2 separate regions of the Homo sapiens genome follow, and region 2 is linked to region 1. Evidence: read pairs that join two places in POLR2A ChIA-PET (ENCODE). Cell type or tissue: OCI-LY7. All regions are shown on one strand.

Region 1 (2,500 bases):
GGATGTTGCAATGAGCCAAGATTGCACCACTGCACTAGATCCTGGGCGACAGAGTGAGACTCCCTCTCAAAAAAAAAAAAAAAAAAAAAAATTTGTAGAGACGAAGTCTCACTATGTTGCCCAGGCTGGTCTTGAACTCCTGGACTCAAGCGATCCTCTGGCCTTGGCCTTCCAAAATGTTGGGATTACAGGTATAAGCACCGCACTGGGCCAGGCCTTTTCAATAAGGTTCTGACACACTGGCTGGTAGGTGAACAGCAAAGGAAATGGTTCCGCGCAAGAGGGCGGGTGGTTTGGCTAAGAGAGCTGTTCAGTTCTCCCGGAAACCTTGTTTGGAGGCTGGCATTGGGGTTAATTACTGCAGTGGTGACCTCCGCAGAACTGAGTGAGAGGCAGGCGTAGCTAATCGGAAAACAGGAAATGTCCTGAAGAACGACTTGAGCCCTTGAGCACACTCAGAGTGTGCTCTGCATTTGAGTCAGTTGTTATGTTCTGAGCTGAAAATATTTTATTGCTTTCCATAGGAAGAAACAGTCATCTTAATAAAATTAGACGCAGGAGCCAGGTTGGGGGGTAGGTAATGTGGAGAAAGGGGAGGGAGTTTCCTGTAATTCAATTTGATGTTCAGTGCCTGCAGGTTTAACCTTTTTTTTTTATTTTTACAGAGGTAGAATAAAATAATTGACTAATATAAATATGTGACTGGCTGCTGATAAGAAAAATAATTTATCTACTTTTTTTTTTTTTGCCTGATGTGTTTATGTGTGAGAATAGGTTTTCAATAAAATGTAACATATACACATTTTGATAAACATCAGAGCCTCCTTCTTGAAAGAGATTGAGCTGGGTTTCTCCAGAAGGGTAGGAGCCAATGCCAGCCACTTAGTTTTTCCTTATTAGCTAGGGAAATGGGAGGTGCAGTGGTTAAATGCATGGGCTCAGGAGTCATACTAGACCTGGTTAGAGGGCTTCGTCCTAGCCCTGTGATCTTGAGCAAGTTACCTAACCATTCTGGGCTCTCTTTGCTTCTCTGCAAACTGAGGATAATAAAACAGTGCCTACGTCATAGGCTTGCCAGGAGGATTCAATGAAATGATGCATGTAAAGGGCTTAGCAGGCCGGGCACGGTGTCTCACGCCTGTAATCCCAGCACTTTGGGAGGCCGAGGTGAGCGGATCACTTGAGGTCAGGAGTTCGAGACTAGCCTGGCCAACATGGGGAAACCCTGTCTTTACTAAAAATATAAAAATTAGCTGGGTGTGGTGGCACACACCTGTAATCCTAGCTACTCAGGAGGCTGAGGCAGGAGAGAGATTGTAGTGAGCAAAGAGCGTGCCATTGCACTCCAGCCTGGGCAACACAGTGAGACTCTAACTCAAAAAAAAAAAAAGGTGGGGGGCTTAGCAATGCCCAGCCTGCAGTGAGCATCCCCTAGAGGTAATGCCATTAGCATCAACCTCACACAATGAGTGCCAGGAGCTGCAGGAAGTTCTGGTTGAATAGCTCCACCTGGTCTGTGGTCAACTGGCATCTGCCTGGACTCAGCCACTCCCCTTTGTTTTCAACACACAATTGAATCATGTGTTCAGGAACATGCATTGGGAGAATTGTTGGGCCACTTGGTTTTTCTCATGAGTTATAAAATTTTGAAGTTATAAAATCCAGTTTCTAATACCCTCCTCCTTTAAGTACTTATATCAGCCAAATGAAGCTTAGCCTGGTACTTGAGGCTTCACAGTGAGACCATAACCTTCCCACAAAGCCCGTTTGCCCCCTACCCAGTTCTATGCTCTTTGGTTCCAGCTGGTTGGGTCCTGGAGTGTCCCCAGATGTGACATAACTGGTTCTCCCTCCTCCATGCCTGATCCACCCACCCTATTGTGTCTACTGGAGTGAGCTCGTCTTCTGGCTCCACATTTTCAACCCCTCCTTGCCCTTGAATTCTCATCTAGCTCAGCCTCTGCATCTTCTGTGCACACAGCCTGAAGTCACCTTTCTTTCCTCTGAATTTTTCTGTGCATTGATACCCCTCTGATAGCAACTGAAGTCCTTTCTCTATCAGTCCCGTATAGCCACATTTCCTCTCCCCACTAGACCCCCTGAGGGCAGGAACCATGTCTTGGGTATTTTTGTGTCTCCTACAGTGCTCAATGCCTGGCAATTTCACAAACATTTGTTGGGTGGAAGAATGAAGGAGCTGATTAATGTTTGCGGAAGAACTCACTCAGTGAACCATTTCTGTGGGCTGAGCTGTGAGGTCTCTTGGCCTGAGCTGACCAGTCATTATTTCTGTTTATTCCCCCTCTGACAGGCAGGAAGAAACTTCAGGATGAGAATGAGACAGGCAAAAGCCTGGTGGAGCTTTGTGCTATTTCTTTTCTTTTCTTTTCTTAGATGGAGTTTTGCTCTTGTTGCCAGGCTGGAGTGCAATGGCGCGATCTAGGCTCACTGCAACTTCCGCCTCCCAGGTTCAAGCGATTCTCCTGCCTCAGCCACCCGA
Region 2 (2,500 bases), 120 kb after region 1:
GGTAACTATGGTATACATTTTGCTACATTTAAGATTCATGTATTTTCTGCCCAGAATTTTTCTTTTCTTTTTTTGAGAAGGAGTCTCGCTCTTTCACCCAGGCTGGAGTGCAGTGGCGCGATCTTGGCTCACTGCAGGCTCCGCCCCCCGGGGTTCACGCCATTCTCCTGCCTCAGCCTCCCGCGTAGCTGGAACTACAGGCGCCCACCACCTCGCCCGGCTAATTTTTTGTATTTTTAGTAGAGACGGGGTTTCACCATGTTAGCCAGGATGGTCTCGATCTCCTGACCTCGTGATCCACCCGCCTCAGCCTCCCAAAGTGCTGTGATTACAGGCGTGAGCCACTGCGCCCAGCCTGGGAATAATTTTTTTCTAAATCTAGGGGGGCCGGGCACAGTGGCTCACGCCTATAATCCCAGCACTTTGGGAGGCTGAAGCAGGCAGATCACTTGAGGCCAGGAGTTCGAGATCAGCCTGGCCAACATGCAAAACCCTGTCTCTACTAAAAATACAAACATTCACCAGGCGTGGTGGTGAGTGCTTGTAATCCCAGATTTTCGGGAGGCTGAGGCACGAGAATCACTTGAACCTGGGAGGTGGAGGTTGCAATGCAGTGAGCTGAGATTGCACCACTGTACTCCAGCCTGGGCAACAGAGCGAGACTCTGTCAAAATTTAAAAAAAGAACTAAATCCATGTGTAGGTTGCTGACCCATAAAGGGGAAGTAATTCTGTGTAAGTATGTGTAACACACACGCATTCACACACACACACACACACACACACAAATAAGAAGCATATAATGTAACATATAATATAACATGAATAAAAAGTAGCCTTTTAAGGCCGGGAGTGGTGGCTCACGCCTGTAATCCCAGCACTTTGGGAGGCTGAGGTGAGCGGATCATGAGGTCAGGAGTTCGAGACCAGCCTGGCCAATATGGTGAAACCCCATCTCTACTAAAAATACAAAAAGTAGCCTCGTATGGTGGCACATGCCTGTAGTGCCAGCTACTCGGGAGGCTGAGGCAGGAGAATCGCTTGAAGCCAGAAGGCAGAGGTTGCAGTGAGCTGAGATCATGACACTGCACTCCAGCTGGGCAACAGAGTGAGACTCCGTCTCAAAAAAAAAAAAAAAAAAGTGGTAGCCTTTCTTGTCCCTTCTTCCTTTCCCCCAAGAGGCTCTACTGCAGGTGACATTCTGTGTTTTTTTGTTTGTTTTTTTTTTTGGCGTTATTATTTCCAAGGTAGGTTAAAATAAGCAAAGAGGGGGTCTGATAAGAATCTATTCTTGTTATAAATCTGAGTGGGAGGCCTTCTATAGTTTGACAATATTCCACAAGTGACTCTGACATGCTGTCCCTTCTGCCCAACCAAGGACTACCCATTCAAACCAGAGATTCCCAACACTGTCTACGTATTGGACTCTCCTGGGGAACTTCTGAAAGCTTATTGGATGCCCTGGTCTCACCCCAGACTGATTGCATCTCCTAGGATAGGTTGGGAGCCCTGGTCTAACTGAACCATGATGCCTCCTGCCTTTCGTTTCACGTTTTATAATTTTCAAAGCTCTTTCTCCTAAAGATCCCATATGATTTCCAGAACAACTTTTGGAGGTACATGGAGGCAGGTAGATGAAGGCAGCATGTGAATGCTTTGTCCATTGTGTTATTATTGCATTCAGTGGATGAAGAAATTGATGCTCAGAGATGTTAAACAACTTGCCCAAGCCAGTACAGCTTGAAACATAAGGGTATGGCTTATAACATAAAGGAAGGAACTTGAATTAAAACCAGTTTTTCCAATTTTTAGCTAGTGAGTATTGTATTACAAGGCATTACTGGCTAAAAGGGCTAAGAAAATGAGATAGTAGAAAACACATATTGGAGGTTTTCTTTAAATTTATATGTATATGTAAATATGAAGTCAATAGAATAAAAATGTAAAAACCAACAAATTAATAGACTGTGTGTAAAAGACATAAGAACATTATCTAGTATGATTGTGGGCATTAAAGCCAAACACATTTCATCGGCCCAGAATGGCCATTTCACCTCTAGCTTCTGAGTAGGAGAGTCGTGAATGCTTTGTCCATTGTGCATGTAAACAAAAGTCATATAATCTCACTTTTAACAGGGTCAGAAGAACCTATTTCTTCTTAACTATTACAAATGCATTTTCCTGCATCGATTGGAAATCCAGGACATCACTAAAGATTTTTCCATTTTGGCATGTCTTTAGGAGGAAGAAATCGTGGACTGGTGGAGTAAATTTTATGCTTCCTCAGGGGAACATGAAAAATGCGGACAGTATATTCAGAAAGGCTATTCCAAGCTCAAGGTACCTGGATCTATGCTGCTATGGGTGGAGAATCAACATCCTTTGAAACTGGCCACAGGCAGAGCTAAGAGGATGACTAAAAGGTCCCTTGGGTGGGTGCTAATGAGCAGGGCCCAGGAAAACCTCTGTCTTCCCGGAGAGCCCTCTTGCATGAGTTTCGG

Evidence for each region. Peaks named below come from ENCODE experiments on the same cell type or tissue, not always from the same donor. Only the 100,000 strongest peaks of a DNase experiment are listed, where the experiment ranks them.
Region 2: POLR2A ChIA-PET joins it to region 1 with 5 read pairs; 3 of 35 experiments call an interaction of 5 or more read pairs at or near these places.

The regions. Positions count from the first base shown.
Region 1 is chr10:93,460,986-93,463,485 of GRCh38, reverse strand. All of the region lies in intron 1 of MYOF (myoferlin), which reads left to right. Among named protein-coding and RNA genes, the nearest start is that of MYOF, 20 kb to the left of the region's middle. In OCI-LY7, CTCF peaks have their summits at 1,172 and 1,449; a DNase peak (open chromatin) is centred at 1,495; H3K4me3 peaks cover 434 bases; H3K27ac peaks cover 842 bases.
Region 2 is chr10:93,337,654-93,340,153 of GRCh38, reverse strand. It overlaps MYOF (myoferlin), which reads left to right. Exons shown (of 54, transcript NM_013451.4): 39 at 1; 40 at 2,241-2,339. Among named protein-coding and RNA genes, the nearest start is that of MYOF, 140 kb to the left of the region's middle. In OCI-LY7, no CTCF peak of the experiment used is centred here; no DNase peak of the experiment used is centred here.